Linked DNA regions of Homo sapiens: region 2 is linked to region 1. A link is an interaction called in ENCODE POLR2A ChIA-PET data of the cell type or tissue named here. Cell type or tissue: A673. All regions are shown on one strand. Links, peaks and the distances in the headings refer to the core of each region. The heading gives the core; the rest is flanking DNA.

Region 1 (4,396 bases), core at 98-4,097:
TGACATGACTTTTTTGAGTCTCAGGTTTTTGTTTTGTTTAGTTGTGTTGTGTTTTTGAGACAAGATCTTTCTCTGTCACCCCAGCTGGAGTGCAGTGGCATGATCTCGGCTTATCCTCCCACCTCGGCCTCCCGAGTAGCTGGAACCACAGGCATGCACCATGATACGTGGCTTTTTTTTTCATTTCAAGTTATTAATAATAATGCCTTGCAGGGTTGGTGTGAGCTTGAAAGATAGTGATTGTGAAGTGCTCAACACAAGATCACCTGCAGTAGCTGTAAAATGGTGGCTACCATTATTATTGTAGTAATACTTTCTGCACTTGTGGGCTCTGCTGCCTCCAATTTCTAATTGTATGTATCTGGGCATGCTACCTAACTTGTCTTAGCTTAGTTCCTCATGTGTAATATGGGATGATGGTAGTATATACTCAGTGTCCTTGTGAGGGATAGTGAACTGAGGATAGTAATACTAATGATAGTAGATATAATGACTACTACTGACATTTATTGAAGGAGTTCTCATTATATATTGTAGAGTCTGAAGCATTTAGGACTCTATAAGTATTGGCTGCTATTCTTGCATTTATTGTGAAGCCCTTAGAATTGTTGAAGAATTTCAGCTCTGTCAAATTCTTCATGTACTGCTATTAGTGGACCTGGTGGAACTGTCCCTCAACCAGGCATTTCTTATCTATGAGCTGAAGAAAGTATTACATATGAGCCCATACCCTTTTCTTTTTAAACCCTTCAGCCTCAGTCTCTCCCTTATCTCCCCCTCACTTTTTCTAAAATTCGGTTCTCTAAAGACAGTAACAATGTGAAAGCTCACCCTGAATAAGTCCAAGCTTCTCCAGAAAATGGTAATTGCTCATCTTGATTTATTCCAGTACATAAACTATCTGCATGCAGCTTTTCTCTCAGTGACCCAAACCAGCTGGGCGCCGTTGCCTCATGATTGGCAGATCCTTATGCACTGGGTGCAGCCAGATGGGTCTAGAGAATGCCTTCTTCTTCCCCTTTGTTTTTATTGGCTTAATTTGTCCCCAAAGGGGATAAAGTTTCACAATTTTTAAATACCGTGTCTGCATTTGTGTGTGTTGGTTCATTTCAAACACACAGGGATTTACTCCTACAGATTTATCAATTCTCGCATTTGTCGCAAATTCTGGATAAAGGATGTTGTAGCTTGGTCATCTAGAGAATCATAGGCTTTCATATGCAGCAGCAAGAGAGTTTCTGAGAGGCTAGTGTCATTACCCAAACTAGAGTTTGCTTGCCTGTGAGAGGCCAAAGTTATAACCTAACCTATTATGTTCACATCCTTACTGGGGATCATTTAAGCCCATGGCTTCAAATCAGTTCAGTAAACATCTCTTAAACATCGGTTATTTGCAAGCTACTGTGTTGGGCATAGTGAATGCAAATCTAAGTACGGGAAGTACTATGCAATATAGTGGTTACATGTACAGGCTTTGGTGTCACATCTGGGTTAAATCTTTCATCTATCCCTTATTAGTTTAGACGTTTTCCTCATTTATAAGGGGTTGAGAATACCAATCTCCCAGGGTTGTTTTTAAGGCTAAATGAGACACTGTATGTAAAGCCCTGATCACTTGACACATGGCAGTCATTAATAAGACACAGTCCCTGCCTCAACTGGAGGATACAGGCATGGAAAAGAGATCATTTCCATGTCATGTAGTAAGGGAACTAGGCTCATTCTGGCAGAGTGGGAGGAAGAGGGCTTAGAGAAACCTTCCTGGAAAGGACACTCACTACTTGCCTTCGGTCTTGATGGATGAGGCAGTCATTCATGTAAAGTAGGGCAAGGGACCATATTTTCCCAGTGGAAGGACCAGCATGAGCAAATGCATACTGGAGAAAATGTATATGCTAAAAACTGCAAGAAATTCAGTGTTGTTAGGAACTCAAAGCCTTTGGATTGTGCTTACCTGTTAAGAGAGGCTGCTTGGAAATGGGCTGGCATTCTTTGGGCCTTTGTTTTTGTTCCCTCAGGGTAACTTAGTAGGTTCCACCTCCCCTTAGAAGGTGACATAGTCCAAGGAATACCAGTTCTTCTTTAATTTGCTTAGCTTCTGTTCTGAAAGGAAAGGTCATTTATGGGGAAAGGTCATGTCTGTCATTTAAGGAAAAGTCAAATGTGGATTTCCAGAGCTTTCCTTTTTGACTGTGTGACCTTATGCTATTTAGCCTGTGTCTCAGATTCCTCATCTATAAAATTTAAAATTTGGATAGTAATACTATTTACCTCATCTGAGATATTTCAGGATTAAGTGATACAATCCATGTAAAGTATTTGGAACAGTCCCTGGCACAACGCGTAAGCTCGATAAATGTTAATATTGATGCGTTAATTACTCTCAGGAGTATTTCCATTCAGAAGAAGGCAGAATTTAACTGAGAGTAATGGTGGACTTTTTCAGCATGATGTCATTTCCTATTTGGAACAGAGGTCAAGAGAAATAGTAAAAGGTGATCCTGTGCTTTCAATCTTCTCTTCCAGAGGATAATTTAGTGCTACCACACACACTGTAGTTGGAAAGGGAAGCACAGTTCCTAAATCATCATTCTGAGCCAACTTGTGCTCTTCTGTCACAGGGTCAGAAGCCTTTAAAGAAAAAGTCTTGGGAACAGATCCACCCCAACAGTCAGATCCTTTTTCTTATTCTTCTTCCCCTTCTCTATCCTCTTTTTCCTGGCTCACCTTTCCCTCCCTCCCTCCCTCCTTTCCTTCCTTCCTTCCTTCCTTCCTTCCTTCCTTCCTTCCTTCCTTCCTTCCTTCCTTCCTTCCTTCTGTTTTCACAAATTAGGGCACATGGCTTGGAGAACAGAGGACGGGGCGGATTTTAAATTCATAGCTAGGTGCCCTTGTGTAAGACAACTGGCACAATCATATGAAACAGCCCTTATTCCCTTCTGAATTCTTAACTTTTATTTGAGCCCACCCAATGGTGATTGTTTTGTTTTATTTCAAATTGTGGAAAATACATATAGCATAAAATTGACCATCTTAACCATTTTTAAGTGTACAGTTTAGTAGTGTTAAGTGTATTCACATTATTGTGAAGCTAATCTCCAGAACTTCTTCATCCTGCAAAACTGAAGCTCTGTACCTGTTAAAACAACAACTCCCCAGCCTTCTGTCCCCTGGCCCCTGACGACCAAATTCTACTTTCTGTCTCTATGAATCTGACTACTCTAGGTACCTTTATCAGTGGGATATCAGTATCTGTCCTTTTGTGACTGGCTTATTTAAACTGACTTAGTGTCCTTTAAGGTTCATCCATGTTGTAGCACGTGTCAGAATTTCCTTTCTTTTTAAGGATGAATAATTCCATTGTATGTATATTACAATTTGTTTACCCATTCATTATTGATGGACATTTGGGTTGCTTCTTTCTTTTGGCTGTTAGTAACAGTGCTGCTATGAACATGAACATGGGTGTACAAATATCTCTTTGAGACTCTGCTTTCAGTTCTTTGGGATTTATACCCAGAAGTGATATTGTAGGATCTTCTTTGAAGAACCACTGTGCTGTTTTCCATAGCGGCTGCACTATTTTACATTCTCGCCAACAGTGTACAAGGGTTCTAATTTCTCCACATCCTCACCAACATATGTTGTTTTCTATTTGTTTTTTGTTTTGTGTTTTTTGATAGCCATTCTAATGGGTATGAGGTGGTGTTTCATTGTGGGTTTGATTTTTATTCCCCTAATGATTTTCATTTTCCTAGTATTTCCATAATGAATGAAATGTCTATTCAATTCCTTTTCCTATTTTTGAGTCAGCTTGTTTGTTTCTGTGGTTGAGTTTTAGAGTTCTTTATATATTCTGAATATTAATATTTTATCAGATATATGATTTGCAAATATTTTCTCCCATTCCGTATGTTTTCTTCTCATTCTGTTGATACTGTCCTTTGATGCACAGAAGTTCTTAATCTTGATGTAGTTCAGTTTATTTTTACTTTTGTTGCCTGTGCTTTTGACGCCCTATCCAAAAAAATCATTGCCAAATCCAGCGTCATGAAGCTTTTGCTCTATGTTGTCTTTTAAGAGTTTTATAGTTTTAAGTCTCAAGTTCAGGTCTTTGATCCATTTTGAGTTAATTTTTTATATGTTGTAAGTTAAATGGTGATTTTTTGTTACTTTTTAAAGAGAGTACAAAGTTCCTGAAGTATTATCCTGCCTTTCCCCACTTCTAGACTCTAAATTACTTTTTATTAAATTTTTACAATGATATGACTTACATAAAGGTTGTTTTAAGTGTACTGTTTCAAGCCTTTTGAAAAATGTACACACCACATAAACAACACCACAATCAAGATTAGAACATTTCTGTCACCCTCAAAATTCCCTTGTGCCCATTTTA
Region 2 (4,396 bases), core at 87-4,086, 68 kb before region 1:
TATTCTCCCATTTATTCTCTCGACTTGAGGTTTCTGTGATGGTTACTTACATTAGTGACCACATTGCCAAAGCACCTTCAAAAGTAACTGATGCCCTTTATTACGTACTGGAGTTGCGTTTAACCAGGGAATCCTCATCAAGCCACAAAGGTGAGGGAGAAAACTGAGATAATTACATACAGGTAACAGGGCAAAAACACTGTTTTGTCTCATCATTGAGTTTTTTCCAAATGAATGTTTTTAAATTAGAAATATCAGATTAATGACTGTAATAAAAATATAAATTGCCTCTTTCCAATGTGTATTCAGGCCAGGATCCTCTTCTGCCAGTGACACCATGAAACAGAAAAGTTGTGTGTCTGGCCCCCAAATGCTTAGTTCCTGTTACTAACAATCGATATGGCGTTCTTCTTTGTAGGGAAACCTGACCTTAGAGGAAATGGAAAAGTTGGAGAGACACTGAGCACTGATACGAAATAATTCTCTTGCTGAAATACACGAAAGGAGTCCCAGCAGCCATATTAGTATTTCCACGTCCTGTGTCAGCCCCAAGTAGAGAGAACTTGGAATGGGAGGGGAAATGGCAGCCATCAGGAAATGAAATGCTGGCCCAGAGAATTCTAAGCAAGTCAATCACCAGTCCAAGTAAGGAGGTGTTTTTTGTTTTTGTTTTTGTTTTTGTTTTTGTTTTTAAATATCCACTTGCCATTTGTTTTACCCAATTCAAAATTTTTTCCCAAGAAAAAAAAATACACTTGTAAAATGCCTCATTAACAGCAAAGATGAATTGGACCTCAACTTTTGAATGCCATGCTGCTTTAAAGGAAACTGTAGAAGTTCGTGGAATGAAAGAATACTGCCAGCATGCATTCGGACTATTTTCCATCTGTGTGGTAGAGTCTGAGCTGTGTGTTCTACAGAAGCTCCAGTTGGCAGAAGGACGACTTTGGCCCTGAATTTTCATTTATTTTTGTTTCAAAAATGAAAGGATAGTTGCTATTTTTCCAAAATTTAGAATTTTAAATCACTACCCACTTTTGATCTCTGATTTAAATCTTGTTTTGAGAGACACATTAGACAGTCTCTACATATTATATTATCTTGCAAGGGAAAAAAGGAGAAAGATCGGAAAGTGCTGACTTTCTGTGTCAAATGAATGGATTATTGGCTTCATTCTTCTTTATTTTATAAAGGTTTTCTTTTCAAGAAATGCAGAACTTTACCAATACAATATATATCAGTCTAATCGGCAGTCATAAAATGGGTGGCATGAGGGTGGAATATGGCAGCAGGGAGATCTCAGCTGGCAGCAAAGCATGAAGTGGTGATTGTGTTTTTATGGAAAGCCTGTTTTGTCCAGTGGCTGATGAAATTCAAAATGGTCCCCTAAGCCTATCTCTGAAGCCAGCAGTTCAGAAGCAGTAGAGCTAGCGGCTCTCTTAACATCTGTACCCTGCCCCCTATTTACCCAGCGACACCCCAGCCCAGAGCACCTCCAAATGTAAGACTTAATATAACCAAATGGAAGCTGCTAGGAGGTACTCAGTTCCAGGATCAACAGTTTTTGCTTTAAAAAGAAGGTAGCAGTTCAGCCCCTTGTTTGTTTTTGCCTACGCATTTCCCTACCAGCGGGAGACCATTACCCGGGACAATGTTTTATTCCATTGTCATTATCTCCTACGGAACTAAAACAATGCTCTGTTTGGCCTCCCAGGCAAGGGGGATTTGTTCCGCTCTTCTTTAAGCAGAGTTTCCAACTGAGTTTCTGACCCAGTCACTTGATATCCAGCAGGGATACCTGGTGACAATTTTTTAAAAATCTGCTATCTTGTGTTTTGTAATTTCATTCTCTGAGAAGTAGCCTAGAAACTCGATTCTCAATCAAGAGGAATCACACCATGGCTAAGGGAAGAGGGTTTGCTCAAGCTGCATGAGCTCTATAATTTAAATCAGCCAGATAGGATTTATTTATAGTTGTTTTATCTTTTTTTGTTTTGTTATTGAATAGCAAACCCCAAAAGGTTTCATAACATTGTGTTGTTGATTCTCAAACCCCAAAAGGTTGGGAACCACTAGAGCTGAGATGTTTTCCATTAGACCAGGGTGTTTTTTTCTATTTCTTTTTAAATACATAAGTAAATTATAAATGTAGATAGAGATGAGATTGAGATAGAGATAAATGATGCCAAGATTTCTAACATTTATGACAGATGTTGATGAACAATAACTCGTTGGAGCTATTTTGTCATACTTGAGATTTTCCAGAAAATAGAACAAGCCCACAGAATGGGTTTAATCTGCCAAAGCATCTCCCTCTTTACAAGCATCTACACAGGCCTCCAGCCCTAAGTACTTTCACCTGGACAATGTTATGAAGCTTAATCCAGTACTAGTAGCAGAAAGACTTGTTTACTTTGGAGCTAAGGAGTGAGTAGGACACTTAAGACTTTGTTTTGTCCTTGGACTCAAGGCAAACTAATGGTTAGCATCACTCCAGTTGTTGCTATCATTTTATTACTCATATGTAGCTATGAGTAACTTGAGAAACTGAAATGTAACTGCTGCATATAATAAAAAATCAATGGCCAAGACTGGCTACCTGAGGAGACTGAGTCCCATGCTAATGAGGCTAAGATTTTATACTGATTTTGTTTTGCTCTGAGATGGTAATCTAATAACCCCCGTCTCCAGCAGCTCGGTGGCTGAATTGGTGGAAACCTATCCTCAGATGGCTAGTGGAGAAACAGTTCAGAGCCCAGATCATGCTGGAGAGCAGGAGAGCCTTGGTGAAAGATGAAATGGCAAAATGCTTAAGAGTTGGGGATCAGGAGGCAGACACACCCACATTTGAAGCCTGGCTCCCCCATTTGCTCTCTAGGTGATAGAGCAAGTTACTAACCACTCTGAGCTTCTGTTATTTCTAAGAGTAGAAGAAATAAAAGGAATAGTGCCCCATTATTTGTAAGAAAGTGTGAATGACAAGGTGCATGTAAAGCATTCCACAGTCAATATTAGCGATTGTCACTATTATTTGTGTATACAATAAACAGCACTGCCCATGGAAGGCTCTAACTCTAGAGTCCTTCCCAACCCTGTCTCTATCACTTGAAAGAATATCCACTCTGTGAGTGTTGTGCTTACACATTTTGTTCCTAGAGCCCAGCCGACTTACTGTCATGCTCGAGGGAAGCTTCATTTAGTTGATCTGTTTGGGTTATACATTTATGGATTTATTCCACAAATCACAGTGGTCTTCACAGTCATGATGATTCTTCTTTATGAAAAATAGTTGAGAAAGCTAGAATATATTTTTAAGCCCTACTTGGGAACCTACAAGCAGAAATTAACTGGCATATTACTGTGTTCCATTTAAGTCTAAGAGGTTGAAATCATTAAGGCCAACACGTTTTATTTTTCCTTAAGGATATCAGACATGTGACAAAAAAAGCTTTCATAAGGAATGCCTGAAATAGGGGAGAAGTTCTTACAATGGCTTGTAAGAAGTTCTCATTTCCCTACTGATGGATTGGGAGGCTCAGAGAAGTCTATGGAACAAAAGAGATCCACTCCAGCTTTGAGTGAGACAAAATTTTTAAGGTCATGGCTGTTTTTTTTTTTTTTTTTTTTTTTTTGAGAGAGAGAGTTTCACTCTTGTTGCCCAGGCTAGAGTGCAATGGTGTGATCTCGGCTCACCACAACCTCTGCCTCCCGGGTTCAAGCAATTCTCCTGCCTCAGCCTCCCAAGTAGCTAAGATTACAGGCATGTGCCACCACACCCGGCTAATTTTGCATTTTTACTACAGACGGGATTTCTCCATGTTGGTCAGGCTGGTCTCAAACTCCTGACCTCAGGTGACCCGCCCGCCTCGGCCTCCCAAAGTGCTGGGATTACAGGCATGAGCCACCGCGCCCAGCCGTAGATCATGGCTGTCTTTAATACCATTTCCTTAAAGTTCCCTAGTCCTAAATGTGTGAATTCTGAAATATTCTTAAAGGGTCATGCTTTTGATGGCATTACATTGGTTTTTTGTGATATGATCCCATTACACATCATGATGTCATGGTGTATGATGTGTTTGCAGAAAGTCCAGGATTATGGCAACAAGTGAACCGGATAACCCTTCTGCTTTCTTACAGCTCTTCCGAAAACTTCCTTGTTTTGCCTTTTCAAACATCAGGGGCGTGACTTATAACAGCCAAATTTTGCCAGCATGCTGTGTCATGGGTTCCAGTCCGTGGAGCTCCGTCATACTCTGTTGGGCATCCTGTGTCTTATTCCTCTCTTTAGGTCCAGTTTCTACATACCTTATCTGTGTTATCTCAGGCTTCAGAAGCTTCTCCGTAACGTGGGCTACTTTCCCCTCATCACTGGGTATTTATTTATTTATTTTTACTG

What was found. Peaks named below come from ENCODE experiments on the same cell type or tissue, not always from the same donor. Only the 100,000 strongest peaks of a DNase experiment are listed, where the experiment ranks them.
Region 2: POLR2A ChIA-PET joins it to region 1 with 10 read pairs; 2 of 35 experiments call an interaction of 5 or more read pairs at or near these places.

Annotation. Positions count from the first base shown.
Region 1 is chr10:117,089,175-117,093,570 of GRCh38, reverse strand. It overlaps a transcript of SHTN1 not described here. Among named protein-coding and RNA genes, the nearest start is that of VAX1, 47 kb to the left of the region's middle. In A673, for the core only: no CTCF peak of the experiment used is centred there; DNase peaks (open chromatin) are centred at 960 and 2,540; H3K4me3 peaks cover 479 bases; H3K27ac peaks cover 4,000 bases.
Region 2 is chr10:117,156,863-117,161,258 of GRCh38, reverse strand. MIR3663HG (MIR3663 host gene) reads left to right here. Exons shown (of 3, transcript NR_121651.1): 2 at 419-645. Among named protein-coding and RNA genes, the nearest start is that of MIR3663, 8.7 kb to the left of the region's middle. RefSeq lists an enhancer at 1,143-1,899. In A673, for the core only: no CTCF peak of the experiment used is centred there; a DNase peak (open chromatin) is centred at 1,638; H3K27ac peaks cover 842 bases.